Regions from separate parts of the Homo sapiens genome. Here all the other regions are linked to region 1. A link is a loop called in an ENCODE intact Hi-C map of the cell type or tissue named here. Cell type or tissue: dorsolateral prefrontal cortex. All regions are shown on one strand.

Region 1 (5,000 bases):
ATTCCAGGTTTATTTTGTGTTGCTCCTACTGTCAAATAATTCTTCAGTGAATTTAGGCAGAAGGAGATTTCTTAAATTTTTTTTTATAATTTCCTCAGGATAAATCCCCAAGAGTGTAAATGCAGTGTCAGGAAGGATGACGACTTTTTCCAGTGCCTGCTGCCTAATGCCAGGCCGGTTCTCAAAGGGGTCCCCACAGCCTGGGGCTCTCCCGGGCTCACCCTCACCATACCAGCACCAGGAGATACGTTATTAATGAAAAAGTCAGGCCTATTGCCTCCTCCAGACATTTTGGAAAAGCTCACATAGTTTTTAGGGATTTGTTAAAAATTCATTTCAGAAGTTCTACCAACGCACCAGTATTTCAACAACTGCCTAAGTAAACAACAAAATGACTGAAATCGTGTTATAATTTATCATAGTAGCAGTGGAGCTCAAAATCAATAAGTTAATTTACCTCCACTAACAAGGTGCTTTAGAGTCACAAGTGAGTACAAAATCAAATGCCTAAAAGGTGCAGGCCATGAGGGACCAGGTATGCCAGAAGACTAATCACCAAAAATTACTGTCTTAAGTCTCAGGTGTCATAAAGCCAGGCATGTTTCTTTTACATAAGTCTCTTTTCCATGATACCCATGAGGCTCAAGGCAGAGAACCAGACACCAAGGAAGAGGCTCTGGGACAAGGTCAGGGGGCCTGGTTCCCATCCCAGCTCAGACATGAATGCACTCAGCCATTCTGAACCAGTGGCTGCACCTCTCTGACATCAGTTTCTCCTATAGAATCTCTGAGCAACCCTCTTTTTCTAAGAATCCCCAATTCCCTGCCTGACTCTTGTTAGCTGGGGCACCTCGGGTGGGCAGTTTCATTCTTCAGGGCCTCAGTTTCTTCAGCTGTAAGGTAAACACAGTAAGGCAACGTTTGCTTCTCTCTTAGGGCCATCACATGGATTCAAGCAAGATATTGTAGCAAAATCAGTATTTCGCTGACCAACATCTACTGTTGATTTAGCTACAAAGGGTTGTGGGAATAGAGGTAGAAAGCTATGGAAGGCAATGCCCCAGCACCACAGTTCCCTGGGTGGGGGGTGGGGGGGTTGCGTGGGGCAGTTTCCAGAGAAGCATGGAGAGATGGAGTTATTGGGACCCACAAAGCACAGAATCAACACGTGGCTAAACGAGAAGGGCCCTGAGAACGATAATAGCAGCTGTCGCTGACTTAGCATCAATGGTGCACTGGCCACTGTATTCAGAGCTTTGGAGACATATCCATGGGAACTCTGCAAGGTCAGGTTTATGGTCAGGATCTTCCATAAGAGGAAGGCAAAAGGTTTCAAGTGTGGCTGCAGTACAGCCAGAGTCAAACCGGTGATCACGGGCAAGGCAGGGTTGAGTTGGACATCACATCTCCTGACTTCACACCTGGGAGGGGGTGCACTGGAGGGGCCGTTGACACACAGCATGTGCTTTAAAAAAAGTATTAGTAGTGGTCATAGCAATAGGAATAATAGTATCTTGAGATTACTAAAATCTGCAGCATCTCATTAATCCTCACAATAACTTCTTAAAGGAGCTGTGGTTATCATTCCCACTTAACAGATGAGAAAAAATCAAGGCTCAGGGATGTGCAATGACTAGCCCAGGGCCACACAGCTGGTGAGTGGTAGATTCTGACAAAGCCTTCTCAGGCCTGCACCCTTCACTAAGCATCTCAGCCGTCCCTTCTCTTTCCAACCTCAGGGATGCAAAGGTTGGGGACCACATATTGGGAATATAAAACAGTATATTTCTTAGACCCAAAGGTGTGTTCGTTTTCAAAGGAACAGAAAACAGGGCTGAAGCCCTCAGGAGCTCCCGGGCCCATCATGTGCTCCACCCGCTGTCAGAATTTCAGCACCAAGAACAGCGACAGACTTAAATCATGGCGCCCTCTGGTGGTCCTTATGAAAAAGGGCAGGCCGTGAAGCGGGGGCTCTGCCGAGGGTCAGCCCGGAATCTTTGGAAAAGGGTGGGGACAAAAGATGGAAGAGGGGAGAAAAGGAAAGAGGGGAGGAAAGAGAGACGGGAAGAAGAGCAACAGCTAACGGCCCCCAAGCACAGGTAGCAGACAGCCTCTAAATGCTCCCAGCGGCTCACATTCACCTGATAACCTGGGGTTGGGGGAGCATTTGGGGGAAACTTGTGCAAGCCAGACCTCGGCCTCTGAAAACATTTACTCATCTTCAAAACATGCAGTCACTCAGATTCGGCGATTATCAAGATTTTGCCACACTTGCTTCATCTCTCCCTTTTTTTTCTCTTGCCTATTTTTTCTTCACTGGAGATTTTAAAGTAAAATCACGCCCTTACACTTCAGCATGCATCTCTAAAAATATGGGCACTTCCTTACATAACCAAAATGCCATTATCACACCTAACAAAGCAACAATAGCTTCTTGGAATCATCTAGTAGAGTCCCTAATCTAACTTTCCTGAGTGTCTCGGTGAAACCATAAGAAGGTATGATAAGGAAGCTAACCAAGGAAATAGCAGATTCTCGCCCTCGACCTCACTGGTCACCCTGTGCTCCAGTACCCGTGGGAACACTGGACACTGGGTGCCTTCTGGCGGGATGCACTGGGAAGCCCACCTCACCAATAACCAAGCATTCCTGCCAAGAAAAACAGGCCTGAGGCTCAATCTAATAAACGCTCTGCGGATTTCTGATTATGAAAATAGAGGGGCAGGAGAGAAGTGCCCAGGGACACCACAGGGAAGCCATAGATACACCCAGAAGGCAGGACCTCCTACAGGATAAAGGACCCAGCGTCTGCAATGGGCCTGGGGCAGGTGCAAAGGGTGATCTTTCAGCTAGTGGTGCTGAAACAACCGGACATCCATATGCAAAAACGCAACGGGACACAGGCCTCTCATCTCAGAGAAAAATTGGTTCAAAACAGATCACACACCTACATGTGAAGCCTAAAACCATGAGACTTTTAAAAGTCTCAGATAAGCACATAAAAAGATGCTCAACATTTTTAACCATGGGGGAATTACAAATTAAAATCATAATGGGGCCAGGCACGGTAGCTCACACCTGTAATCCCAGCACTTTGGGAGGCCAAGGCAGGCAGATCACTTGAGGTCAGGAGTTCGAGACCAGCCTGGCCAACGTGGTGAAACCCCATCTCTATTAAAAATACAAAAATTAACCAGGCATGGTGGTGGGCACCTGTAATCCCAGCTACTCCGGAGGCTGAGGCAGGAGAACTGCTTGAACCCGGGAGGCAGGGGCTGCAGTGAGCCAAGATCATGCCACTGCACTCCAGCCGGGGCAACAGAGTGAGACTCTGTCTTAAAAGAAAAAGAAGAAGAAGAAGAAGAAGAAGTCATAATGGGGCACAACCACACCTGTTAGGATGGCTAACACTCAGCCTCTCTGAGCCTCCCGGTCCCCCACTGGTGGAATGAGATGGATGACAACCCACCTTCTCCACCTCCAAGCTTCCTGCTCCCATCCTCACAGCCACCAGCCGGCACATCCCAAAGCACAGACACAAGGGCTGATGAGGGTGCAGAGCGCCTGGAACCCTTGTGCGTGACATCTGTGGATGCAAAGACAGCACAGCGACTCCTGAAAACAGCCCTGTATTTGGATGCTGAGTCAGTTAGGAGTGAAGAGGTTTATTGGGAGGTCACACTTGTTAAAGGTAAAAGGTAGAAGAGCCAGTGTGGGCAGGTAGAGCTTCCCGACAGCCATGCAAGTGTGACTGACCCTCTCAGCCAACCGACAGCAAGCTCCAGGGCAAAGGCTGCCTGCCAGAGTCCTGGTGTGTGCAGAAATGGGCAGGCCCTAGAAATCCCTCCAGGGGGCAGTCATTGGCTGAGGGCTGCCAGAAAGAACAGCCTTGGTTCAGTGGGAGAGGCAGATCCTGAAGATGCCAAAATCCAGAGGCAGTCAAGCGACTGCCTGCCCTGAGGCTGGACAGCAAAGTCTTTCTTGAAGGGGGATCTGAGCCTCGCACCTCCTTCTGCCCACCTCCCTAAATGAACAGTGCCCGTCCCTTGGCAGCCCTCTCCCCGCCTTCCCTCTTAGCAGTACTGTCACCCCAACATGCTCTTGAATGTTTATGTGTTTGTCCCTTCACTGACAGATCCCCCATTGGCTCAGTTCCTCCCACGTGCAAGGTGTCTGGTAAATATCTGTTGAATAAATTGGTTAATCCTGTCCAGACCTCTGGAGCTAAGCCACTGGTCTAAGCCACCATCATTGCTCACTCCTACACTGCAGTAGCCTCCAAAGTCATCCCCTGGTTCTCACTTTGCCCCCCACAAAGTCCATGCCCCATACAGCAGGCAGACTGACGCTGTAAAAATGGAAATTGGACCACGTCGTTTTTCCACCTCCACCCCCACCCTTCCCACTCTCTGCTTTGGCCACACCAGCCTCCTTGCTGCCACAGAACACGCCAGGCTCATTTCATTCCAGAGCTTTGCACCTGGATCCAGTGACAGACAACTCCAGATGGAGGGTGGTCCGGGGAGGCCTCCCGGAGGAGGTGACTTTTCAGCTGGGACCTGAATAATGACAAAGATACAGGGAAGGGAGTCCCAGGCAGAATCACAGAAGGTGAGGCCCTCAGGAGTGAAATGCCCCTCACCTGTGCCTTCCTGGGCACGACCCTCCACTTCTCCACCTGCAGAGCCAGACTGATAACACCGGCTCCTTCCTGCTCCTGTAGAGTGGCCACAGGTTTGCAGCCCTGAGAGCAGTGGGCTCTGATGACACCTGCTGGCTGTGTGACCTCACGTAACCCCTCCTCATCCCTAGGGAGGATAACGGGAGGCACCTGCAGCACGGGCAGTAGCTGGAGCCCACGGATGAGCTTTAAGGTATGAGCTACTTTCCCACGTAGGGCCTGGCACACAGTAGGCACTTATTCAGTGGTGGCCACTATTGAGCCTGCCCTGACAGTCCTTATGGGACAGCAGCTGTAACGAACGTTATTTCTCGAGACT
Region 2 (5,000 bases), 160 kb before region 1:
CAGCAATTGGGAGGAACAGCCGGCGTTGGCTTTCCTGGTCTCATGGCTTTCACAGCCTGAGGACAAGTCCCAGCCTGTGTCATAGGGCTGCCAGAACTCAGACGGAAAGCCAGAGTCTCACTGGCTTGATAGAGCAGCAAACAGAGTCTGAGACACTCGCAGCAGCTGGAAAAATGTGGGAGTAAATTCTGGAATGAAGAGAGCCACCAAGACAGATCCCCAGAGGGGGCAAATAAACTCTGCCCATGTCTTGGGCTGACCCCAAACCACACACACACAGGACAGACTTCCAGCAGCTGCAACCCAGCCAGGGCTAGAAGAAGTGAACAGAGGCTCCTGCCACTGCCCACCACTCACGACTGCAGATGGTTTACAGTTGCTTTCAGCCAAGTTAACTGCTTGCAAATACAAAGCAAAACAAAAATGCTCTTTGGGGAGAAGTAACAAAAATCTAGAGTCGCTCTTATGCTATCATTCACAACACCCAGGATATCATCCAAAATTATATGAAGATATACAAAGAAATAGGAAAACCAGCCATACTTAATATAAAAGACAGTCAGTGGAAACTCACCTGAAATGTGCTGGCCGCTGCAATTAGCAAATAGAGATTTTTAAACTTGCTATGATAACTGTGTTAAAAGACGTAAAGAAAATTGGCTCATACTTCATGAAAGAATAAATCTCAGCAGAGAAATATAAACAATTTAAAAAAGAACTAAATGAAAATTCTATAACTTAAAAATACCATGTCTGAGACAGAAAAAAAATCACACCTTAACAGAAATTGCTTAACAGAAAGTCTGAGAAAATAGAAGAGTTAGTGAACTTGAAGATGATTTCAATAGAAATTACCCAGTCTGAAGAATAGAGAGAAAAAAAATTTTTTTAAAAAGAAAAAGATCCTCAAAGACCTGTTGCATATCAAAAGGTTCAACACACATGTGATTGGAGTTGTAGAGGGAGGGGAGAGAGAAGATATACTAAAAAGAACACATAAAAAAATAATGACCGAAAAATTCCTCAATTTGGTAAAAGACATCAATTTACAAATTTAAGAAGCTTAGCTAACTCCAAGCAGGATAAGCACAAGGAAAATTATACCCAGGTACATCCTGGTCAAACTGCAAACTACTGGAAACTGAAATAATGAGAAAATGTTAAAGCAGCTAGAATAAAAACAACATATTACATTCAGAGACACCAGGACTCAGAGACTGCTGACTTGTCAGCAGAAATAATGGCACCCAGAAGACTCTTTTAATGTGCCGAAAGAAAATGTTAAAACCTGGAAACCCAGAATTCTGAATTCAGTCGAAATATTCGTCAAGAATGAAGGGCAGGCCGGGCACAGTGGCTCACACCTGTAATCCCAGCACTTTGGGAGTCCAAGCCGGGTGGATCACCTGAGCTCAGGAGATCGAGACCAGCCTAGCCAACATGATGAAACCCTGTCTCTACTAAAAATACAAAAAAATTATCCGGGCATGGTGGCGGGCGCCTGTAATCCCAGCTATCTGGGAGGCTGAGGCAGGAGAATTGCTTGAACCTGAGAGGTGGTGGAGGTTGCAATGAGCCGAGATTGCACCATTGCACTCCAGCCTGGGCGACAACAGTGAAGAAAAAAAAAAAAGAGTGAAGGGCAAAATAAAAAGACATTTCAGCTGAAGCTTTCCCAAGGACCAGCACTTTCATCTCAGAACAATCCCATCGACCAATTATCATTCCTTACTTAGAGACAAGGAAACTTGGTCAAACTTTCCCAAAGTCCCCTAAGTGGCAGGGCCTTTGGCATGTGCTCTTTTTGGCCATCGCTGTCCCCACACTGCAGGGCCTGGAGCTGCCACTGGCTGCAGCCTCGAGCTCAGGGCCCCAGATCAGCCACTGGGTGCATTATTCCAAGTCACTCTGTGTGGGTGACGAGAAGCCCATGGAAACTCATGCTGTCCTTCCCCCCCTGAGGTGCCTCCTCCCTTCCTGGGCAGCTCTAGGGCAACCCCCAAGTGGAGAGGCACACAGGAGCCACTGAACAAGGAGGCCTCAGCCAGCCCCCTGGTGCTGGGCACAGCACAGGCCTACCAATGGGTGCCCAGAGAGGTGAGAGGTGGTATCCCTAGTGACCCGCCCAGTAACAGGTCCCTGCACGCCAGAGCCAGAGATGGGCAAAGATGGTATCGTGGGTTGAACTGCATCCCACAAAAAGATGTTAAAATCCTAACCCCTGGTACCTATGAATGGGAACTTATTTGGAAATAGAGTCTTTGCAGATGATCAAGTTAAGGTGCGGTCATACTGGATTATGGTGGGCCCTAGATCTAAGGACTGGTATCCTGATAAGAAGTCCATATGAAGACACAGCACACACAGATACAGGGAGGAGGCCATGGGGAGACAGAGGCAGAGGCTGAAGGGAGGCATCAAGAATGAAGGGCAGGACGGGCATGGTGGCTCACACCTGTAATCCCAGCACTTTGGGGGGCCGAGCCGGGCCTCCCAATGCCTGGAAATGCCCGGAAATGCCAAGGATTGCCAGCCACCACTAGAAGCTGGTGGGGAGGCCTGGAACAGAGTCCTCCCTGGAGCCGTCAGAGGGAGCCCAGCCCTGCCAGCATCGTGATTGCAGACTTCTGGCCTCCAGAACTGTGAGAGAACAAATTTCGGTTGTTTTAAGCCACGCAGTTTGTAGCACTTTGTCACAGCTTCCCTAGGAAACTGACACAGAGCTGAGATGAGAGTGTGCAGGCTCCAGCCCCCGAGAACTGGGCTACCCCCAAGCCGGTGGCACTTGCTGGCTTTCTTCTCCACGTGCCACCTGGGGGAGACATCGCCCTTGGATCTTACAGATGCCCCCTGCAGCTTTCATCAAAGCCGTGGTAATCCAGTCCCAGCCCCACTACTTACCAGCTGTGTGCCCTCACCCAAATCTCTTGCCCTCTCTGAGCCCTGACTGCCTCATGGATACAATGGGAATTGACATCCCTGCCTGGCCATGGTTCTCCCAGGGTAAATGTGAAATTCAAACGATTCTGTGGACTAGGACGTTCCCTGGAAACTCTGGCCGAGGCCTGCAGACAGGAGATGAAGATGCTCGTCACGGACTTCCTCCCCAGCACGTCGGGGGACTTGCTCCCCTCGTCCATCACCATAAGTGCTGCTGACACCATTAATGATCCATCAGGGCTCAGGGCAGAGAGGGGGCCTTAGGCAAGCCCAGCTCGAGCCTTCTGATGAGGTTGTTGCATTTAATTAGCATTGTCAGAGGTATCAGGGCTGCTAAGGATGGAGGTGGGCGAGGAAGGAGGGGTCCGCCTGCTGCCGAAGGGAAATGTCAGGGAGAGGAAGAGGCTCCTGCAGCCATTAGCACCTGGTATGGGCTTGGCGAGCGAATTTACCCAGCAGCGGGCTGACACTGGGATAAGGAGATGGGGAGCCCCCTCCTCACGGAGTCCAGGTCCAGCGGGGTGACGTGGCGTCTGTGGTTATCACAGTACACCTTCTGGGCACTTCCTGGGAGCCAGGCCCCAGCTTTAGCATTTTACACCTATTACTGAATCTTCTTAACAACTCCAAGATGTTCTTGTGTGCTGTTATCACCCCCATTGCACAGATGAAGAAACTGAAGCACAGAGAAGACAACTTGCCAACAGCCGCTCAGCTAGTAAGGGCAGGGGAGAGATTGGATTCCAGCGGTCTGCCTCCTGAGTCCTTGAACTTGCCCCCCAGGCCTGGTTCTCCTCTCAGCGTTTATGGGGTCAGAGATGGGAGGCTGAGGAGTTGGTGAAGGAGAAAGCAGGTGCTGAGCAGACGCCCCACCCACGTCTATGAAAGAGACCCTCAAAAGGCCCAAAATGATTCCTGCAGGTGGGAGACCCTAGCCTGAGACTCACAGCAAAAGGGTCTGGAGTTTGGGGTCTGATTCTGCCAGGGATGCAGCTTTTACCTCCACGTACTTCCAGGGGACAGGGGAGAGCTGCTTAGGACCACCTTAGGTCCTGAGTGCCGGCTGCCCAGAGGGGCGTGGAGAACACAGCAGAGGGAGGCTGGGGGTGCACACACTGTGCCTGGGGGATTGAGCAAAGCCACAGGATGCTACTGGCCACAGGACATACAGCGGGGTCTCCCTAGGTAAGGACTCTGCAGGAGACAGCTCTACAGGAAACTTCCAGACTGCCCTGTGAAGGACTCCTGACAGCTGTGAGCAGCTGTAATCACCCACCAAGCACACTCAGAGTGGGCACAGCCACCGGCAGGTAGAAGGCGGCCCATCCCCAGGCTCCCTTCCCAGCCAACAAGAGCTGCCTGAAAAGGGCTGCAGCCAGGCCCCTCCCCATGTCACCCTCCAGCAGGGAGCACGCCGGGCGGCGGGCGCATGGGAGGGGAAGCGCCAAGTCTGGGCGGAGTCAGACTGTTGCCGGGACTGGACATCAGCACTGAGTGAGTGACGGAAGGCCGTTGGGCTCTCCAAGGGCGATCAGAAAGACGAAGACCTCATTCCGGGCCAGGGAACGGAATATCCCTGATGGGATTTTATGTGAGGGGTCTGAGAGCCGCAGGGCCACCGGGGTCACAGATCAGGCCTGCTCACCAGCCCTCTGCACTCACCTAGTCCTGGCTCATCATGAGTCCAGGCACCGCCCGGCAGTGATGATCACCTTATTACTGAATTCCACTCTCGCTGAAGAACCCCCACATTTCATCACCACCCCACCTTCCAGCGGGCCTGGTGAGACGTTTCCTCCTGCAGCCTGAACTTGGTGGAGATGGGGCAGCTCCCAGGCCTGTGGTCAGAGGTTGGGTGGGGAGAGTGGGGACAGTGTGGCCAGGGCAAATGGGCCCTGAGCTGTGCTTTGGTCACTTGGCTGGAGGAAAATGTGAAGGGGCTGGTGGGAGTATTTTTGGGGGGTGTCAGAGAGTGTCTGTATGGGGTGGGTGCCAGCTGCCACCTGCCCACCCACGTAACCTGGACACCCAGGAACCCAGGATCTGCCTGTCAGGGCTCT
Region 3 (5,000 bases), 300 kb before region 1:
AGAGGAAGGATTTACCTGCAGATGGTGGGCAGGGTTAATTCTGGCCTTGGTGCTACCTCCAGAAGCCTGCAGGACCTGAAGCCCACCCCTTCGCCTTTTTTCCCCACTGCCACAAGCGAGTTAGAATAGCTGGGGGATCTAATACTTCCAGTCTCGATGTCAGCAGACACGCCCAGTCCCCACACTCAATCTTATCTCCACCTTAGCTCAGGTGGGGCACTGAGCAGGGCACTCCCTCTCTCAGCCTCAGGTTTCAGATGTATAAAATGGGATATCAATACCTGACGGGGTTACTGCAAGGATGAAAGCAGATGCATTTTTTTAAAGTGCCCTGTGTGATGCTTGTATCCTGCAGGGGCTCTAGACCTAGTTATTCATGTTGTTATTGACAGTCACTCTCCCAGGATCAATGCTGGGAGATGCAGTGATAACAAAACCCAGATGGACTGCCTGGCATGTGCCATGCCTGGGCTGACTGTCTCGTGTAATCCCTGTGGTTGAGCCTTATTGCTAAAGTGATTCCATTCACAGTGCACCTTGGGGTTCAGGTCGGGCCTTGGGTTTCATGTCTGGCCAGCAAGCAAGCCCCCCAGCTGAGGCGCCCACACATCTCCACCCAATGAGCCCGCACTTACAGGACCTAGGGCCACCATTCTGGGTCATTGGGGATGAAACAGCCAAACCTGGGCCTTCAGCATTGCGGGTGAGGTCGAGGAGCAGAGAGGAGTGACAGACACAGACATTGGTGCACATGCGCCCCCTCCTAGTGGGTCGGGTCGTCGATGCCAGCCTGGCCTGCACCTGGAGCTTGGGTCCCAAGCCTCAGCAGGACATTCTTCTCTGGCCAAATTTAAAGTGCCCCAGGAAACCAAATCACTAGGGGTAACAGAGCAAGCAGAGCTGTGGCATCACAGTCTCAGTCACCCTGCTGGGACAGGAGGCATGGTAAGAAATGAATTTTACATATGGCCCAGCACACAGATATAACTAAGACCAAGCCCTTGCCCAACAATATTTACTCCACTTCAGAGGTGCGCTCTGACCCTTTGTTTTCTTTTCTATTTCATATGTTTTAGCTACTGCACACAGCCCACTGAATTGCTTTCAGGACTTCCTAATAAAGCATGGGATGCAGCTTTAAAATCTTAGACAATCCTCATCACAGACCCTTTAAATTTGACGACCCACTTTTATGGCCAGACAAGTTGAAGTCGTGAGCCGTGAACTATTTCCTCTCTTCACGCCGGGAAGTGCCTAGACCACAGTGGGGGGCCGGCCAGCCCTTCCATCCCAAGAGCCAGCCCCTGTGGCTCCTGCGGCCCCTGCATAAATATGGAACTCTCAGGCCAGGATGGGAACTGCCAGGGCTCAAGCAGTAAACTTTATAAGTTATTACAAAACAGAAGTGTACACAGGGACACTGTAATAAAGCGTATTGGGAGTTACGGGAACTCTCCAACAAGTTTAGAATCTCTGGTTTCAAAAACTATTGCAACATTATAATAAACAAATATCCAAAAGCTTAGAAATAGAAATTAAAGATAAAGATGGTCACGTTTGACCAAAAGAACAATATTTTCGTACTGAGCTTTGATGATACAATTATTAATGAGGAAGATGATTTTAAAATTAAATTCCCCTTGTAATTCAAGATACAGTGATACAAGGCATAAACGGGCAATTACGCTATAGTGCATTCAATCCTTAAAGCCACCGCTGGTTTTCTGTATAACCCCCACAGGTTGCAGGAAGGTCAGCCATGAAACATTAAAATACCACTGTCTGTCTACATTTAAAATTAAATTCAGATTCACATAAAAATGATTTGTATAAAGAGTTAAATATTTTTAGAAAAATTGTTCTGCAAGAATCATCAGCTCTAGATATACCAACATTTGTATTTCAAAATTATAAAAAATGTATCTCAAAGTTATTATAGCCTATAAGATACTCTTAATAGCTCCAATAAAAAATGCATCAGCAGAAAGGTCCTTCTTAAAATGGAAAGTGTCCTAAAATGATTTGTGAGCTTGTATTTGCCAACAGCAACTGATGTCACATTCAATTATATCGATTGAAAACAAAGTTGCTAAAAGTGTAAGCTTTGATAACCTAATAAATGAATTTGCAGAAAAGTGAGCCAGGGAAAGCTTCTAATCCAGTTATCACATAAAGTATTATTTGTTTTATTGTATAAATAATCACACCCAAAATATTATTTTGACAAATTTGTAAGTTTATGTTGTTACTCATGCATCACTATTATCCCTATTACATTGCATAAGTAATAAATTTTTCAAGGGAAAAGCTTTCTATTTCACCCCTGTAACTGCACTTTCCTCCTGCTTTTTGAATAAGGGGCCTGAATTTTTATTTTGCACTGGGCTTTTCAAATTATGCAGCAAGGGATGATCCAGCAGGTGGAGAGCTCTGAGCTCCGAGTGGACTGTGCCGTGCTGTCTGTGATATCTGCTAACATAGAATGTCTTCCGATATGTTACTGTGCATGTGGGGAGTACTGGCTTTGAATCAAAAGATCCTTGGTGAAAACCCCTGCCTCACCACTATGCGTCCTTGGGGAAGTCACCTCTGCACCTTTTCTTTGACGTCAGGTAGTGAGATGGCACAGGGAAGCGCCTCCTGTGGGCACCTGCATAGAGGGGAATGTAGGTGGCTCTTAAGTGCTGAATCTCTTCCCGACGCAAAAGTGTGCTCTAAGCACCAGCCGCATCGACATCACCTGGGAACTGGTTACAAATGCCGAATCTAGAGCTCGCCCCAGACCTATTGAGAAAGAATCAGCATTTTAATAATATTCCAAGATGATCTGTAGGCCTGGGAGTGTCTAAGAAGCGTGGCCCTAGACAAACGGCTTGGGGATTACCTGAGTACTTTGCCGTTTAAATTTAGTCCTAACTATTGCTATTCAAAGAGTGACCACTAGAGGGCACAAGAGTCAAGTGATTAGTTGTTTGATTTGCCAACCAGGAGCTTGGAAAGAGAAAAATAAAATGTCACAAACAGGGCTGGGAGTTACCTCCAAGAGTCAAATCTTCCTCTACACCCCCGATCCCCACCCCAAAGACAAGAGCTTTCTGCTGACCTCCTCAAAAGCATGGGTTTTTTTTGGGAGGGCCAAGGTGAGGGTTGGGTTTTTTGTTTGTTTGGGGGGTTTTGTTTTTGTTTTTTTGAGGCAGAGTCTTGCTCTGTCACTCAGGATGGGGTGCAGTGGCATGATCATAGCTCACTGCAGCCTCAACCTCCCAGGCTGAAGCAATCCTCCCCATCAGCTTCCCAAGTAACTGAAACCACAGGTGTGCACCACAATGCCCAGCTAATTTTTTTATTTTCATTTTTGTAGAGACATGGTCTCACTATATTGCTCAGGCTGGTCTCGAACTCCTGAGCTCAAGTGATCCTCCCACATCAGCCTCCCAAAGTGCTTGGGTAACAGGTGCGAGCTTCCGTGTCCGGCCTCAAAGGCATGTTTAATCGGAAATGTGCATTGGCCATGGGCCTCCAGATCTGAGGTCGGAGGACTGATTTCCACAGCGGAGGCCCTACAGTTGAGCCAGCCTGCAGGGATGTGGGAACCCAGGACTGGGGGGTTTGGGGCTTGCACGGCACTCACTGCCACCAGGTGACCTTGGGCAAGTCACTTCTCTCCTGGCCCGCGTGCCTCTATCCTTAAAGTGCAGGCAGTTGGCGCGCGAGATTCCCGGGGTCCCTCTCGGTTTTAAAGCCTAGGCTTGCATAGTATGGGTCTTTTCCTGTTGCAGCTTTCTGGTTTGTGCCCCAGAATTTGCCAGGGAAATAGAACCAAGCCCCAAGCTTCTGTCTCCAGAGATAAGATGGCCTTCTCTTCCTGTCATTTAAGGCCCTGGGAGGCCCTAGAATTTGGAGTGTCTGGCAGGCCTGGACTGTTAAGGTGCCCAGCATTCCAGAGGCGATGGCACATTTGTCTGTGTCAAGGAGGCTCTGGGCATGGGTAGGGAGGTGCGAGGTAAGAGAGGGCAGAGCTGAGGGCACAAATCCAGCCATTTCACAGATGGGGAAACCAAGGTTCAGAGGAGGACATGGCTATAGCCCAGGTCCCTGTAGCCCGGAGTCAGTGGTGGAGCCAGGACTTGAACTCAAGTATTGGAGTGCAAAAGGCAGCAGCCCAAATGCTGACGGCATCCTAGCGAGGGCTCTGAGCCCTGGAGTCGAGTGGGTGCTTGTTGCCTGGGTCTCTGGGGGAGCTCGCACTCCCTGGCATTCTCATGGGCACCTCCTGCCCCAGGCAGAGCTCCAAGCCTTGGCCAGCAGAGCAGGACAGGCCTGCAGGGGCTGCCCACGGACCTAGTGTTCTCGGGGTTTCTGCCAAGGTAACAAGAGCAGGGAGGGCTCCCTCCCCACGCTGGATCCTGTCCAGTCCTCTGCTTGGCTCCAGGGGCACTAACTGGGACCCTCAAGCCTGCTGGGCCACAGTGGTAGGCCATACCATCCCAGAGCATGGCTCTGACCAGGCCACTCCCCTGCTTAAAGCCTCTAGGGGCCGGGCACAGTGGCTCAAGCCTGTAATCTCAGCACTTTGGGAGGCCGAGGCGTGCGGATCACAAGGCCAGGAGTTCGAGACCAGCCTGGCCAATATGGTGAAACCCCATCTCTACTAAAAATACAAAAATTAGCCAGGCGTGGTGGTGCCCACCTGTAATCCCAGCTACTCGGGAGGCAGGAAAATCGCTTGAACCCAGGAGGCAGAGGTTGCAGTGAGCTGAGATCCCACCACTGCCCTCCAGCCTGGGCGACAAGAGCAAGACTTCATCTTGGGGGAAAGAAAAAGCCTTTAGAGGCTCCCTATTGCCTGGGTGATACAGCAGGTGGCATCCTCACTCCTCAGCCTGGTGTTCAATGCCTTTGGCTTGGGACCCACCCTCCTTGGCCATGCACACCAAGCTGTCCTGCCCAAGGGCATCTCTTGCTGGGCCCACCTAAGCCCACGCATGCCCGCCCACCTC
Region 4 (5,000 bases), 74 kb before region 1:
GAAGTTCCAGGCCTGTAAGAGAGGGGCGCTGACCCACCAGCCTCGGGGGTAGGGTGGGGGTGGGGGTTGGGCTTGTAGGGCCAACTTAGGGGATTTTAAACAGGGCCTGTTTGGGATGGCATGTCCCACTTTTTTGGAAAATCCCGACAGTTAGCCCAGCTGCTCCTGTCTCAATATAACTCACCAGGAATAAAAAGGCCAGCCCCAAACCAGCCGCCTTCTCCCTCCCACTCAGGGACCCTGCCTCTGGAGGACAGGGAGGGGCCCGGGCAGGCGGGCCTCCCAGGAGGATCTGGCAATGGATTATGTTTTTTTCCCCCCGGGTCCCTCTTCTTCTCCAGGGAGAGGGCAGCCTAGAAAATTCTGCGGGCTTTGGGCAGGGCTGAAATGGCAAATCCAGGATTTAAACCATTAAATTTCCCCGAGATTTCTTCACCAGATTAGCCACAGCCGTGGCCTTTTAAAAAATTATGGTCAGGGCCGAATCAGGATGCCACCTGGCTTGGGAGAGGAAAGCTGCCTCCCGGAGGGCGGCGCGGAGGAGGGCGCTGCCCTGTGCCGGCGCTGGGCAGCGGAGGCCGGTACCCTCGGGCTCCCTCCCTCCTGGGCCCCGGGCAGGGTGGGATGGGATGGGGTGGGGTGGGGTGGGATGGGGTGGGGTGGGGTGGGGCGGGGGGACACGACACACATCGCGCGGTCCAAACCTTCGGAGGGCATTCGGTGCGACGGCATCCCCACGCCGCGGCCGGCCGGAGGGGTCTCAGACAACACGTACGTTACCTTCAGTCACATAGCTGTGGTCCCGCAGGAAGCTGTGGTTAATTTTCCGCGTGTCCGTGTCCTCGCCCATTGAAGGCCGTGCCCGGTGCTCTGGGCATGCCCCGCCGCCACACACCGATGCAATCCGCAGAGGTCGCGCCGGGCGCGCGGGCCATGCCGCCGCAGCCTAGCAGGGGCGCGGGCCGCCGGGGCCCCGAAGGGAGGGCATCGCGGCAGGGGGACGGGCGGGGGCGGCCGGGGGCGGGCGCCGCGGTCAAGCGAGCGCGCGGTGGGCGGGCGGCGGCCGCGGGTTCGGGCGGGCCGGGGCCCAGGCGCGCATCCCGGCCGGCCCGTGCGCGCTGCGTCCGTGCGCCCGGCGGCGGGGCCTGGTGCCGGTGCGCCTGGCTGCGGCGACGGCGGCGAGGGGACGCGCGCGGCGCTGCGCTGCGCCGACCAAGCCGGGGCCGAGCCGGGCTGCGCGGGCTGGGGCCGCCGCCGCCGCCGCTGTCGCAGGCCCCTCCCTCGCGCCGCCCGCTCTCCGCCCCCGCGGCCCTGCAGGTGGAGCCGGCGCCCAAGCCGAGGCTGCACCGCCGTGCTCGGGCCCTCGCGGTGGGCACCTTGGTGCTGGGTGCGCCACGGGGGAGGGAGGAAGGAGACCGCCAGCTTGCGGGGAGAGGGTGATCAGCTGAGCTTGGGGGGAGGGTACCTTGGGTGCCCAGGTGCTCCAGTTATGGGAGAGAAGGCCAAGAGCCGGGGTGCTGGGAAGGGGGCAGGAGGAGAGCAGCCTCGCAGGCAGAAGGCAGAAAGGACTAGGAAGGAAGGAGTGGGGTCGCAGTTGAAGAGGGCGCACCTGGAGAATGGGGACTCGGGGGAGGGGAAGGACACTGTCTCCCTTCATTAGTAGAAGAGGGTGGGTCGCGCAAGTTCTGGGGCCCGTTGGGAGCATTAAGTACATGTGAAGAAGCTGGTGGAGGGGGTCCAGCAGCCGACAAGGCAAAACTGGATGAAATGGCTGGAGGGGTGATTGGGCCTCCCCCAGGCAGGGCTCTGAGATCTCTCCTCATGCCCACCTCTCCTGACGAGTGAGAAAGTTAAAGAAATACAGAGCTAGGTACCTCCAAAACCAGGCTGGAAAATGCGTCCCCCTCCTCCCTTCCCTCCCTCCCCTCCAAACCCAGGGCTCTGCCAAACAGGAACCTCCCTCTGGTAATCAGCCTGGCACATAGTGGGCCCTCAAAAAATATTTGCCTCCTGTTTTGCCAAGCTGCCACCTCCTCCACCGTGACCCACCGCCTAATGAATCACAGTCCCCTGCACGGGACACAAGCCCCAGTGGGGATTCAGAGGTGTGGGTGAGGAACCATCAGCCCTCCCTAGGAGCTCAACAGAGCCTTCCTGGAAAGCGAGGGACTCTGTGGCTTGCCTGGGAGGGGTAAGTGCAGTGGGGTGACCAGAGCTGCAGGGGCTCTTGGGTCTAAGGCATCAGTGGAGCCATGCTCCAGGTGGGGGCTGGTCTGTAATGGCCTCCACTTGTTTCAAATGGTTCTGGGGGAACTCCAGACAGCTCCCCAAACTGCAGTGGAGGTAGGAGAGTCCAAAGGCGTTGGGGGCAGGGAGACTGGGGCTGTGGGAAAGACGAGGGAAGGTGATGCCGTCTCAGATTTCTTGGAGATTGAGAGGGAGTTTTTGAAGCTACAGCTTTCGTGCCTTTGAAATCCCCAGAATGGACCTATGAGGAGATGAAAGCCCCCCAGCAGCCCCACCAGCACTCTGCAGGCTGTCATGCAAGGGCTGGCCTGGGGAGAGGCCCTGGGGCCCTGCCAGCACCTGCTTTGGCAAGTGCCCTGCCCTGTTCCAGCCTCTACCTTTTCACTGTGGAACAAGCCAAAATCTCCCAGCTGTGCAGACTCCATTCAAGGACCAGGTAAATGCAAGGGCCGGAAGGATGTGCTTGTTCTTTGTCACTTTCTACCCCGTAGGAAAGTGACCGACACCCACATTGGCCCCCACCCACCTGGCATGTTCTCCTCTCTCTCTCTCACCTGTCTGCTCACATGCCCCCCACCTCACATCCTAAGGCCAGCCCCCCACTCTCTGTCCACACCCCCTCACCTCTCTAGCTGGAGCCAGCAAAATGGCTATGCTGGGAGAAAGACAGGCTGGGTTCAAGTCCTGACCACAAGGGGGCCCAGGCACAACCTCATCTGTAAAGTGGATGTGATGGCAGGAGTGGCCCCACTGGGTTGGGGTGGCCAGTCCTGCTCAGCAGGGGTCAGGCCTCCTGGGAGCTCTCTTGTTATCATGCTGAGGCCCACCCTCCCGCATGTTCCTCAGCCTCCCTCTCTGATCATGGAGAAGTCCCCTCTCCCTATCTGTCAATCCTGCCAAAACACCCACCCTATGCTGGCATCAGCCTCATCTCCCGGGATGTCCTGGACTACAATGAAAACAGCCCCACTCTGGCCTGACACAGTACATCATCCCTTTCATCAGCTTCTGAGCCATGCTGGGGACCCTGCAGTGGGTGGTCTTTCCAACCTGACTGGGCCCCAAGGCTTGCATCCATCCCCTCCTCACCCCTCACCACCCCATCCTGCCCCACCCCCACCACAAGCAGTGTCTGGGCTCCTCCACACTGTCTCCTCCATTTCCTGGAAGCCCTCCCCCTCCAGCACAACCGAGGACTCTCCCTCAGCCCCCTGCCCACCCCCCACCTCCACTAAATCACACAATCTGCTGCTTCCTCATCTGTATCTGCACACAGCCCTGCCCCCGCTGACAGAGCCTGAGCTCCAGATCCTGCCACCCCCAGCCTCTCTGTACAGACTCCTCTCTGTACTTTCATTCATTCAATGAGGAATGTTTATTGAGCATCTACTATGTGTAGGCATGTTCCCAGCACTAGGGTAGTGTGGAAGACAGAATAGAGAAATGCTCTGCTCTCGTGGAGCTGGCCTCCCAGTGGGGTGAGATGGACAGCATAAAGTGAGCATGTACTGTGTGGGCCATGACTGGTGCAGAGGAGAAGGCGGGAATGGAGATGGAGATGAACGGGGATGGAGATGGGGATGGAGATGGAGATGAAGGCGGGGATGGAGATGGAGATAGAAAGGAACGGGGAGGAGGAGGTGCCATTTTATAAAGGTGAGTGTAGAGGAAAGCTCAATAAGGTGAAATTTGTCAGCATCTCTCCAGATGCTTCTCACAGCGTAAGCCTGCTTGGGTCTCTTCCACATTCAAAAGCTATCCTCACTCCGTGTCCCTTCAGCCACCAGCACATTGCATTTCTGCCATTCACAACCACAATGCCAAAAGGGTACAGCTACACTCGCCATCTCCTCACTCACTGCCGTGCCCTCCAACCTGGCTTCTTGCCATCCATCCCACCCCAGAAAAGAAACTTGTGTCAGACGGCATGAGAATGACTTTCCTGTTCCTGGAACCAGTGGACGCATGCTGGCCTCTCTCTATGCTGAGTTCTCGTGGTCTCACCCTGTGGACCATGCGCCTCCCTTTACTTCAGTGGCACCACCTTTCGCTGCCACTTCTCAGCAGGTTTACATGCTCCACTCCTTCTGACGGCCCCACCAGGCTATGTCTCCCTGTGCTTCTGTGCCCCCAACTTGTTGTAATTGACAGAGAGAACATGCATGGAAAGTGTGCTGTGCACCGCACCATGTCCCCTCAAGTGCACAGGCTGAAGCCCTAACCCCCAATGTGATGATGTTTGCAGGTGGGGCCTTTGGGAGATTTGGGTTAGACAAGGCCATGAGGGTGGGGTCTTCATGGAGAGATTAGTGCCCCTATAGGAAGAGACCAAAGAGCTTGCCCACTCTCTCCCCAGGTGCTCACGGGAGCACACGGCGAGACAGTGGCCGCCTGCAAACCAGGAAGGGGCCTCACCATGAACCAGATTGGCCAGAACCTTGATGTTGGACTTTCCAGCCTCCAGAACTGGGAGGAAGTACATTTCTGTTGTTTACGCCACTTATCCTATCTTGTTTATTATGGCAGCCCAAGCCGACTGCACAAAAGTTAACTGTTCAGCTTGAAGAACGACCACAAAGTAAACACTCATCTAACCACCAAGTCAGGAAAGGGCGCTAGCCACCTCTCGAGGCCTCCCTCACTCCCCTCTCTCTCCACTTCCATGGACTGAACAGCTGTTGACTCCCAAAATTCATATATTGAAATCCTGTCCCCTAATGTGATGGTTTTAGGAGGTGGGGTCTTTGAGAGGT
Region 5 (5,000 bases), 170 kb before region 1:
TTCTCCTGGACTTTATTCTGGGAGGGTGGGGCCCCAACTACTGGCACCTGAGATTGAAACACAGAAGACAGCAGAGGCAATCAGCCCAGAGAGCCATCACCCACGATGCTCCAGCCCCTGAAGCCACCTGGCCCGCAGCTCTCTTACAGTTATCCACATCAAACATGCTCGTGCAGCAGAAAGAGTCTAACCAACTGCTGCTATGAGCACTGTGGACTGGTGGGGCCCGATGTCCTTTCGGCTTCAGTGGAGGGTCAGACAGATGTCCAGCCCAGCCCTCTATGTCCAGAGAAATCTGAGCTTCAAGCCTTCAAAGCAGCTCAGGTCCCAATCCTTCCTGGAACCTTCCTGGCTGGCCCAATCCAGCCTCCCAGCTCTGGGCACTCCATGCCTTTGGGACAAGAGAAGGGAGAGAGATGCTGATGCTTCCTGATACCCACCAAGTGCTGACTTAGGGTTCGGCACATCACACATAGGGGCTCACTGACGGCACCCCACAGGTCTATGAGGAGGCATGATTGAAAAGACGGAGTCTCGGAGAGGGAGGTGAGTGTACTCACCCAGGGTCACAAAGCTTGAAGGTGGCAGTCAGACCCAAACAGACTTTCTGCCTCCGAAGCCCACACATGTGCCCCGCACCCTCTGGCTGGCTCAGGGGACATCCAACGCTTTGCTCTGTTCCCTTCCCGCTGTTTTCCAAGGGTCTCCCTGCCCAGGGGTCTCTGGCTGTGCCTGGATCTCAGACCACAAAAGCCATTTGTTACTCTCTTTCACCCTTCCTGGAATGCTCCCTGCCTCCCCTGCTCCCCACAGCTATCCCGGCTTCTACTGCTCCGAGGGACACAGCCCACTCCTGACCACTGCTGGGTGCCCAGGCTGCCTGGAGTCGGGAGGCCATCCAGTTGCATGGAGGCTCTCAGGAGGGTCTTCCCACCCCTTCCAAGACACACCTGGGTGGCATCCTCCACAAAGGGCAGTGTGGTATGGAGGTTAGAAGCGGGGACTCTGGGGCCTGAGGGCCTGGGTTTCAGGCCCAGCTTTGACACTTGCTGGCTGTGAGCTTTGAGCAAGTTAACTTGAGTGCTCTGTGACTCAGTTTCCTCATCTGTAAAGGAGACTTAGAATAGTACCTACCTCATAGGGTTGTTGTGAAGGTGAAATGAGTTAAAATGAATGCTTGTTGATGTTAGTCACAGAGCCTGGCACACAGAGTCTCACTGTGTGTTATTATAATTATTATTATCATTGGTTGTATGCAGAATAGTGACATCACAGCAACCTGCCTGCCCGCCCACCAGCCCCCCGGCAGGCCAAGCCTCGCCCTGCCTGCAGGCTGGTGCTCATGTCATCACCAGCTCTCTTCCCAGCAGTCGGCGGGAATCGTCAATGCTGCTGCTTCCCCTAGCTTGCCCTGACACAGGAGAACACCGAGCAGGGGGCCCTCAGGACCCCAACCCAGCTGGGCTTCTGACACCCTGGTTGTCACCCGAAGCCCTGGCCGGGGCCCCAGTGCTGGTCCTCCTATGCTAACACAGCCTGCCTTGGGTCCCAGTGGGGAGGGCCCCGAGGCGCCTTCAGTGGACGCTGAGCAAGGCCAGCAGTCCCTCGTCCAGAGCAGCTGAACCCTGAACTCTGTCTCCTTCCTGGCCCCTTGTGAGGCCCTAGGATGAGGGGATCATGGCCATGCTGGAGGAGGCGATGGGTGCAATGCTCAGCAACCACGACTTTGCGGTTTTCAGAAACAGACGTGACATGATTTTGTATCTGGGCCTCACACGCATACTAGGAGCCAGAGGTGCCTCACTGAAGAAGTTAAACAATGCAGCCATCCCCAAACCAGCTGTCTGCCAATCAAACCAAACCCACCACCCAACGGAAGCTACTCTGCCCGTGGGAGGCACTGGCCAGGCCACAGTGAAGGATACTGAAGCTCCTGTCGGTGATGGCCAGGTGCCAGAGGTTGATGCGCAGGTCATCCGCCGACATGTAGGTCTCGCAGTCACTGTTGACGGAGATGGAGTTGATGTGGTAGGTGTGGCCATTGGCAAAGATCCTCCGAGGGCTCACCTCCACCATCAGATCCATGGGCTTCAGCACTGGCACCTGCAGAGGATGAGGAGGCAGGGAAGAGGTGAAGGCCAGGTGGTGGCATCAGGACATAGCATGCCGTGAGCATGTGATCCCAACCGGAGGCTGGAACACAGGGGTGGGCGTCCATCCTGATCCTCCGTGGTCTGAAATAGGCAGTGACAGATGGCAAATGCCCGCCGCCCACCAGCCCTGCAAGAGAGGCATGGATGCTTACCTGCTGTGGGTCTGTGAATAAGTGGCTGAACCCTCCTATACCCCAATTTCCTCAACTCTAAAATGAAACAAAAAGATACTGTGGCAGAGCCAGCCAATTGTCTGCCAGGCCTCCTCACCTCCTCCTGCAATGCAGTGCTGTCACTGGGAAACAGCTGTCTACATGTGGACTACATTTCCCAGCAGCCTTTGTGCCCAGACATGGCCACATGACTAGTTCTGACCAATGGGATGTGAGCAAAGTGATACCTGGCCCTGATGCAGCTAAGCAGCGGGAGCACCTTCCCCACCTGGAAGGTGAGGACCCAAGCCTTAGGGACTGAGACTCATGGGATGGGGATGGAAGGATCCTGCAGGAGAGCTGTGTCCCAACCAGCACATCCACATCGAACCTTCCCATAGTGAGAAATGCATTTCCGTGCTCGGCCCTGGACTGCTGGTGTTGTTTTGTTACAGCGGTGGAGTTAGCCTGACTCATACGAACTTTCATCTCAGACAGTTGGTGCGAGGAGTCCTTGCCATGGCATCAGACACTGAGCTTTCACAGCCCTGAAGGTCCCTTGCACAGCCCTGACCAACCCTGAGGCTGTCAACTGGTCCCATCAGCTTTCCCAGTGGACTAGGGATCAGCTACGGGAGCAAGGCGTCACCTCTTGTTTATCTCTCCATCTCTCTAGCGCTCAGTCCAAGGCCTAGCAGAGAGACTCTCCAGTGAATGAGTGAATGTGTGAGAGAATGAATGAATGGGCTGTGTCCCTGAGCTCTCAGGGAACAGCTGAGATGGGAGGTGACAGCCTCGGTGCTGCAGTCGGAGTGACAAGCACTGAGCTCCTTTGGAGCAGAGGCAGCTCTGCAGCCCACGTTAAATTTTCCCACACACCAGGGCACCCAGCCTGTGTGTGTGGGAGTGTGCATGGCTGAGAGTTCATGTATGAGTGTGTGCATATGAGTGTGCATGTGAGTGTGCATGCATGACTGAGTATACGTGTATGTGCATGCATGTGTGTGTGTGTGTGTGTGTGTGTGTGCACGCAGCACCGGTGTGAGTGACAGCCTGGCTCTGGGTGGTTCTTGCATTGTTGCCTCTGTGTCTTTGCTTCTAGGTTGTGTGCCTGGGAGTTGGTGTTAGTGTGACTCCTCCAAGGCATCCTCCCTGCACGTATTCCTGTGTCAGATATTTTAGCTATGCTGCTAACCTTCCCTTCCTTCGGGGTGCAGCCACTGCCCACCCTGGGGATCCCTGGACTCTCAGGAGAGAGAGGGAGCCCAGCTGCTCTGGAGAAGGGCAGAGCATCACTGGCCCAGCAAAGTCTTGGCATCTCAGTCCACCTCCTGCTTCCTTCCGGCAACATTGCTTTCTGTTTTCTCCAGGCGGCCTTGGGACCCAGTTCATCCAGTGCTCCAGCCATTTGCTGCCATCCACCAAACCAGAGCTCAAAACCAGTTTTTTAGTAAAGAGAAGAAGAGAGAAAGGAAACCTTCCCTGAAGGTTTGGGGGTTTCATGAGTAAAACATGCTGCCTCCGCAGAAGCCACAGTCTAGTCAAGATGAGGGGCAAGGAAGATACAGACACTAAGGACAGACAGTGTCGGATCCAAAAGGCAAGAGGGGACACAGGAAAGATCACAATTGTCATCTGGCCTGCGCAGAAAGGCTTTACAGAGGTGAAGGCCAGTAGGGTTTTATGGGATGTATGGGAGTTCACCAAATTGACAAAGTAGAGAAAGGCCTCCTGGGGTGCCCACGGCCTCTCTGTGTTCCTCTGTCACCGCACTGAGCGCCAGTGTGATGGCGATTCCATGTCTGTTTCCTTGGGGGCTGGGGACACTTTGGGGACAGGTACTGAGTTGAACCTTGCTCACCTCTAGGGCCCCAAGGGCTAGCCCGGGGCCTAGCGTGGAGCAGCTCCTCAGTAAACAGCTGCCTCCAGTGTGAACTGCGCAGGGTGGGTAGAATGCTGTGCAGGGTTGGCGTGGCGTGGGTGAAATCGGAAGCAAACAAGGTGAGAGGCAGGATGAGGACAGACCAGGGCACCCAGGTTCTCAGTGACAGTTAAGTGTCTTGGGATGTGTGTGACTTACAGAGAAAAATCTCCAACGCTGGGAGGGACATAAACAGGATTTTTATGAAGGCCACTGGCTCTGCCCCAAACACCAGGGTGATCAAGATGTGATCGCTGTATCCTTCCCTCTAGATGAAACCCTCATAAACTTTCTTGGGACGGGGGGTGGGGCAGGGGGCACCAGCACCCTCATTACTCAACATCGAAGCTAATCGGCTGCCCACTTCCTCAGAATTTATTTGTGCAATTTGCCAGTCATTTAGGCCAATGTATTTAAACATTTATTTCTTCTTCTCAGGAAGAGCACTGACTACTGCTTTATATTTATGGCGGCTCACTGGATGCTGGGCACGTGTGTGTCTGTTTCAGGGTATGTCTGTTTCAGGCCTTTGTAGATGCTGAAGGCCTCACACGGTCCAGGCTTCCTTCTGCCCTCAGTAAAGGACTCAGGAGCCACAAAGCTCTGCTGACCCATTCTCTTTCTGCCTCTGCCTACTCACTCAGCTGAGCAGTTTTAGGTGAGTTGCTGTCTCTCTCTGGGCCTCAGTTTCCCCCTTCTTATAACAAGGGATTATCTGCCTTGCTCTCCACCCTCAGCTATAGGTGAAAAGCACTTTACAGCCATACACCACCC
Region 6 (5,000 bases), 220 kb before region 1:
CTGCTCATCTTATCGGGGGGCCCACGACCAGGCACACGGCTGACCTCCACCGTGACACAGCCCAATACAGCCCTGCTCATCTTATCGGGGGCCCACGACCAGGCACACGGCTGACCTCTGAGCTGTGGCCAGAGACGGGAGTAGCACCAGGGAGCAGAGTCCACTGTGACAAACAGAACGCTCACAGCACAGGGGCCAGGACCACCTGGGGTCCAGATCCTGGCTCTGCCCTCCCAGCTGTGTGATCTTGGACAAGTGATTTCATCTCTCTGAGCCTCAGTTTCTTCAAACTTAAAGTGATAAGAGGGCGAACCTCACAGTGGTTCTGGCATTAAGTGCAGGGCAGGCCTTTTGAGGGTAATGATCTCCGAGAACACAGGGTGGCGGCCATCAAGAAAGGGGAAGAGGGAACCCACAGAGGTTTCTCATCCATCCACAGCACGAGGCACTGAGGCTCACAGGGTCACACAGCCTCTAAGAGGCTGACCAGGACCCTTCCCCAGGATTCCCGTACCCCACAGGAGAGAGGGTGACACCCCAGGACCTGCATCCACCTGACTGCAGCCGGTCCTACAAGCCCTGTACCCGGAGGGCCGCATGAGTGCCAGCCCTCTGCTGAGGCTGGAGCTGCCAGGACAACAGGGCACGGGCTCTGCCCTCTGGGTGCGGAAGGGAAGGTAACTGGGTGCCATGGAGCCTGGTTTCAACTCCCAGGAGTTGAAATTAACAACTCCAACGAACACAGAAAATGTGAAGGGTGGTGTGAACGTCAATTTCGTGTGTCAGCTTGGCTGGGCCAAGGTACCCAGATACTTGGTGTTTCTGTGAAGACATTTTGTAGGGGAGGTTAACATTTAAGCTGATATACTGAGTAAAGCAGGCTGCCCTCCATCATGTGGGGGGCCTTGTCCAATCAGTCGAAGGCCCTGATAGAACAAAGACAGACCTCCCTGAGGACCGGGGGATTCCGCTAACAGATGCGTGTGGGCTCGCATAGTCACTCTCCCCTGGGTCACCAGCCTGCCCGCCTGCTCTGCAGATTTAGAACATGCCACGTGAGCTAATTCCTTCAAATCTCCCTTCTTTCTCAGTCTCTATCCCCATCCTGTTGGTTCTGTTTCTCTGAGCCATCTGACTAATATGGTGGCAAGGACTACACAGGAAAACAGAGTGGCACTAGGGGAAGCAGGATTGGGAGGAAGGGCCTGCTATTCACTGCACACAGGATGGTTAGACAAGGCTACCTGACTCCCGCCTGGGGCCCTGCTCATCCCTCCCCAGCCCCCGTGTCCTCCTGGTGACCCTTGCCTTCCCCTTGGGCCCCTGGGCTGCAGCCCCACCAAGCTGAGGGTCACTGTGTTCCTGTCTGTCTGGGACCCTCGAGGGTGAGGCCGAGGTTCTTCCTTCTCTCTGGGTCCAGGGTCTAGCACTGTGTTGGGCACAGGGTACTGGCTCAGTATGTGTAACAACTAAAATCAAGGGGGATGAATGGCAGCAGGTTTTAGTGTTCGTGTCCCACCCCCGGCTCTGCATTTTTGTGTGTCCTCCTTACTCAGCTCCCAGCAGCCTTGGTGATGCACGCGTCCAAATGCGCATGCTGTTCTCTCTGCCGTGCACTAAGCATCTCCTGCCCTCTAGTGGCAGGGTGAGGAAGAGCTCTGGAGAAAGACTGTCAATCTAAGGTCCGCTGCTTGCTGGCTCTGTCACAGATTTGCCATTTAACTCAATTGTCTTCCAATAAAATGGGATGGGGAGAATACCGGCCCCACCTCCCAGGACAGCTGGGAGGCTTAGATGAGGCAAAGCATATTATGGACTTACCTCAGTGTGGCTCATTCAACAACCGTCCCCAGCCCCTTCACCCTTGCCTTCTTCAACCACAGAGGCTGTTAAACCATTAATCTTCCCAGCCACTATGGTGGCTGCCAGGGACCCATTCTAGACAATGAGGTGTAAGAAGTCTTCTGAGAAGCATTCTGGGGAAGATTTTACAATCACAGTGAAACACGCAACAGACCCCAGGGGTGAGATCTAGTGCATTTCCTATTTCCTGCCTGGAATGTAGGCAAAGTGCTTGGAGGTGTGGCAGCCACTTTGCCACCATGAGGTACCACATGTGAAGGTGGAAAACCAACGCCCAAATGATGGTGGACTGGATCACAGAAGGAACCACTGTGGCGCTGCCGGGGTCATGGAGCCCCCCCACCTTCCTGGACTGCCCTCTCCAGACTCCCTGTTGTGGGAGAAAAATAGCCCCGATTTGTTAAGCACCGCACACCAGCCGAACGCAGTCCTGCTACACACAATTTCTAGCACATCACAAGCCACCAAAAAATGTTGGTTGTTGTGCTGCTTTTATGTAGTTATTGCTATTATTTTAGCATCAATAGGTCAGCTGGGCCAGATGCCAAGTGCCCAGCTTACGGCCTCACGCTCCAGAACAGTCATTCCCCTCCTTCGTGGGGTCCTTCATGAGAATTTCAGAAAGCTGTGTCCCCCTCCCCCTGAAAATGCTCATAGAACACATTCCACGTAGTTTCAGGGGTTCATGGGCCTTTGCTGACCTCAGGGATGGAGGTAAGTGACCGGACAAGGGGCCGGAGGGGGTTGGAAATGTTCATTTCCCTGAGCTGCCTCCAGAGGGAGCCAGAGAGTTGCTCCTGCAGGCTTGAGCCGGGCTTATCCTGTCCCTCTCCTAGTCTGGGGTCTCTGCCATTCCCACAGGGACAGAGGAGGGCTGAGTCCTGCCTGGGGTGTGCAGTGTGAGGAGGGGGCCTGAGGGAGGAGCTGGGGCAGTCGCAAGAACTCAAGTAAACACACGTGGCTGACAAACAGGCGGTCCCCATAGCGGTCCTTGTGGGTGTGTGGCTTCCAGGAGCGTGAGCTGTTCCTCTGGGGCCCAGGTCAGATCAGAGCAGCCCACCCTCTGAGCTCTGCACCAGTTCCCAGCGAGGCCTGCGCCACCCAGGACGCTTTCCTACTAGGTCTTCGCACGGAGGAAAGGAAAGCGTAGGGCTCTGAGCCTGGGCTCTGAATCTGTCACCGCCCAGCCGAGAGACACCTCCCTCATCTCCCTACCTCTCAGTGCCCGAGTTCCCTTTCCACCAAATAGGATGATGGCTCCTTGTCACCGGACAGTAAAGAATGGAGGTGACAGATGTCAAGCACGTGGCACCCCATGTGTGAGGAGTGACACGGTGAGGAACCGGCTGGGGTTTCTGGTGGGGTGTTTTCCCACCCATGTTTGCACGGCCAGATCTTACCCATCCTTCAAGGCCCAGCACAAATGCCACCTCCTCCAAGAAGCCTCCCTGATCTCCCCACCTAACTGGAACCAGCTTTGAAGCCATCCCACATTTCTTTCAAGTCCACATTTTATTTTAACATCACATGAGTTTTGTTGTCTACCCCCTAACATATCTGAATGGATGATAATAGCAAGATAATAAATAATACTGTCCAAGAAGGGCCCAGGCTTCACCTAGACTCCAGGCTTATAGGCCTGTGCTGAGGATCTGGAAAGGAAACATGTGCTCAGTTCACCTCTGCGTGCACTGCTTACGGATGCACCCTGGGAGGGCAACGCTTAACCCTCTTTAATGGTACAGCTCCGATGCAGGCTCCCAGGGAGTGGGGAGGGAAGCCATCGTCTACATGCTCCACTGGGGCCCAGCCTGACGCTCATCTCTGTTCCCACATCTCTTTCCTCCCTGGAATTGAGGCCCCTGGGCCCTGGACTGCAGGCCTTGCTCAGGGACATCCAAAGCTCCCTGTGAGGCAAGACTGAGCACTCCTGCCCTCTGCCAAGCTACGTGTGGGGATGAGTTGCTGGATTTCTTCAGCCTCCGTGTCTTCACCTACATACCGGGCATATGAAAGCCACGCCTGGCTAGGAAGGCCCCCTCCATGGGGATCTCAGCATAGGGAAAAAAGACCCGGGATTGGGGGTCTCCTGCTGTGGTGCCCACCTGGTAGGTCTCTATGGGTCTTGCCTCCATGTTCAGGTCCCAGACCTTGACTGTAAGGTAGTCCCGGGTGAGCATGTAGCGGCCGCTGTGGCTGAACTTCACGTCGGACACGGAGGAGATGATTTCCGAGAAGAATGAGCGGTTACTGGGGTCCTCAGGCTCTTCAAAGACTGTGGAGACAGAGAAGCAATGGCCGTCACTGCGCTGCTCCCGCCCATGGGGTTGGCACGACGGATGACTCTGTTTTGCACCTGGGCCCATGCTCTGTTTATTCAGTCATTCATTCATTCCTCAAACCTAGAACTAAACACTTACCAGGGAACAAGCCTGGTAAGATTCTGTGCTGTGCAGAAATAGCCATTACTATCCCCATTCATAGCCAAGAAAATGGAGGAGCAGCTGGCTAAAACCCATGCCTGGGGAGTCAGTGCTGGAAGAAGGTGGTAGAGTCGGGATTTGAAGCCAAAGCTATACTTGATGTGCTGCCCTCTACTGCCCCCTACTGGTGATGCTGAATGCCAGATTGCAAAGGTGTCCTGACATTCTCAAATGTGCTGGACAATGTCCTCTACCAGACTGGGCACTGCTTGTGGCTCTGGCACTAACTGGCCCTGGGACCTTGGGCCAGTAGTTATCTCTGTTCATGGTGTCCTGGGCAGGCATGGCTGAGCCCTACTTATAGGTGGGTTTTGTTTCATTGCCATGGGGTTTGTAACAAAATCAAATCTGACTGCCACAGAGTTGGTACAGTCTCCTGTATGCCATCCACTGACCATCTCCTTTTTTCTTGGAGCACCTGCTCTGCACAGGAAGTTGCTTATCTGGTCCCTAAAGGCAACGGTTTGCTGCCCACCTGGACAATTATAGACTGGGACAGAGTGGGCAATGAGGACTCCCCAGACAGTGTCCCCTCCCCACTGCCCCCATAACCTGGCCTTCCTGAGCTGCAGAAGTTCCCAAAGTGGGACAAGGTCTCTAAGCTCATTTCTGCTGGTATCTGTCTCACTGGTAGCAGTGACCCTGGGGCTGAAG

What was found. A loop is a pair of places that touch in the nucleus more often than their neighbours do. Peaks named below come from ENCODE experiments on the same cell type or tissue, not always from the same donor. Only the 100,000 strongest peaks of a DNase experiment are listed, where the experiment ranks them.
Region 2: it touches region 1 in a loop (4-fold over the local background); 7 of 110 quality-filtered maps call a loop at or near these places.
Region 3: a loop joins it to region 1, with 4 times the contacts of the local background. A loop is called at or near these places in 47 of 110 quality-filtered maps.
Region 4: a loop joins it to region 1, with 3 times the contacts of the local background. A loop is called at or near these places in 13 of 110 quality-filtered maps.
Region 5: a loop joins it to region 1, with 2.4 times the contacts of the local background. A loop is called at or near these places in 6 of 110 quality-filtered maps.
Region 6: a loop joins it to region 1, with 7 times the contacts of the local background. A loop is called at or near these places in 70 of 110 quality-filtered maps.

The regions. Positions count from the first base shown.
Region 1 is chr4:6,544,880-6,549,879 of GRCh38, forward strand. It overlaps a transcript of PPP2R2C not described here. Among named protein-coding and RNA genes, the nearest start is that of MAN2B2, 28 kb to the right of the region's middle. RefSeq lists a silencer at 1,810-1,859 and an enhancer at 4,850-5,000. In dorsolateral prefrontal cortex, CTCF peaks have their summits at 1,936 (motif pointing left), 2,140 and 3,831 (motif pointing right); DNase peaks (open chromatin) are centred at 1,852 and 3,847; H3K27ac peaks cover 2,871 bases.
Region 2 is chr4:6,386,187-6,391,186 of GRCh38, forward strand. All of the region lies in intron 1 of PPP2R2C (protein phosphatase 2 regulatory subunit Bgamma), which reads right to left. Among named protein-coding and RNA genes, the nearest start is that of PPP2R2C, 84 kb to the right of the region's middle. RefSeq lists enhancers at 2,910-3,409, 4,264-4,976. In dorsolateral prefrontal cortex, a CTCF peak has its summit at 2,812; a DNase peak (open chromatin) is centred at 4,392; H3K4me3 peaks cover 551 bases; H3K27ac peaks cover 2,160 bases.
Region 3 is chr4:6,247,958-6,252,957 of GRCh38, forward strand. No RefSeq gene overlaps it. Among named protein-coding and RNA genes, the nearest start is that of WFS1, 19 kb to the right of the region's middle. In dorsolateral prefrontal cortex, CTCF peaks have their summits at 2,947 (motif pointing right) and 3,147; a DNase peak (open chromatin) is centred at 4,264; H3K4me3 peaks cover 368 bases.
Region 4 is chr4:6,471,380-6,476,379 of GRCh38, forward strand. It overlaps PPP2R2C (protein phosphatase 2 regulatory subunit Bgamma), which reads right to left and starts at 1,235. Exons shown (of 9, transcript NM_020416.4): 1 at 781-1,235. The coding sequence starts at 850. In dorsolateral prefrontal cortex, a CTCF peak has its summit at 2,934 (motif pointing right); DNase peaks (open chromatin) are centred at 552, 832, 1,332 and 2,942; H3K4me3 peaks cover 1,599 bases; H3K27ac peaks cover 2,458 bases.
Region 5 is chr4:6,370,598-6,375,597 of GRCh38, forward strand. It overlaps PPP2R2C (protein phosphatase 2 regulatory subunit Bgamma), which reads right to left. Exons shown (of 9, transcript NM_020416.4): 5 at 1,926-2,103. Among named protein-coding and RNA genes, the nearest start is that of PPP2R2C, 100 kb to the right of the region's middle. In dorsolateral prefrontal cortex, no CTCF peak of the experiment used is centred here; a DNase peak (open chromatin) is centred at 2,492; H3K27ac peaks cover 2,193 bases.
Region 6 is chr4:6,329,594-6,334,593 of GRCh38, forward strand. PPP2R2C (protein phosphatase 2 regulatory subunit Bgamma) reads right to left here. Exons shown (of 9, transcript NM_020416.4): 7 at 3,969-4,138. Among named protein-coding and RNA genes, the nearest start is that of WFS1, 62 kb to the left of the region's middle. RefSeq lists an enhancer at 2,369-2,870. In dorsolateral prefrontal cortex, CTCF peaks have their summits at 1,628 (motif pointing left), 2,642 (motif pointing right) and 4,472 (motif pointing left); a DNase peak (open chromatin) is centred at 1,619; H3K27ac peaks cover 1,044 bases.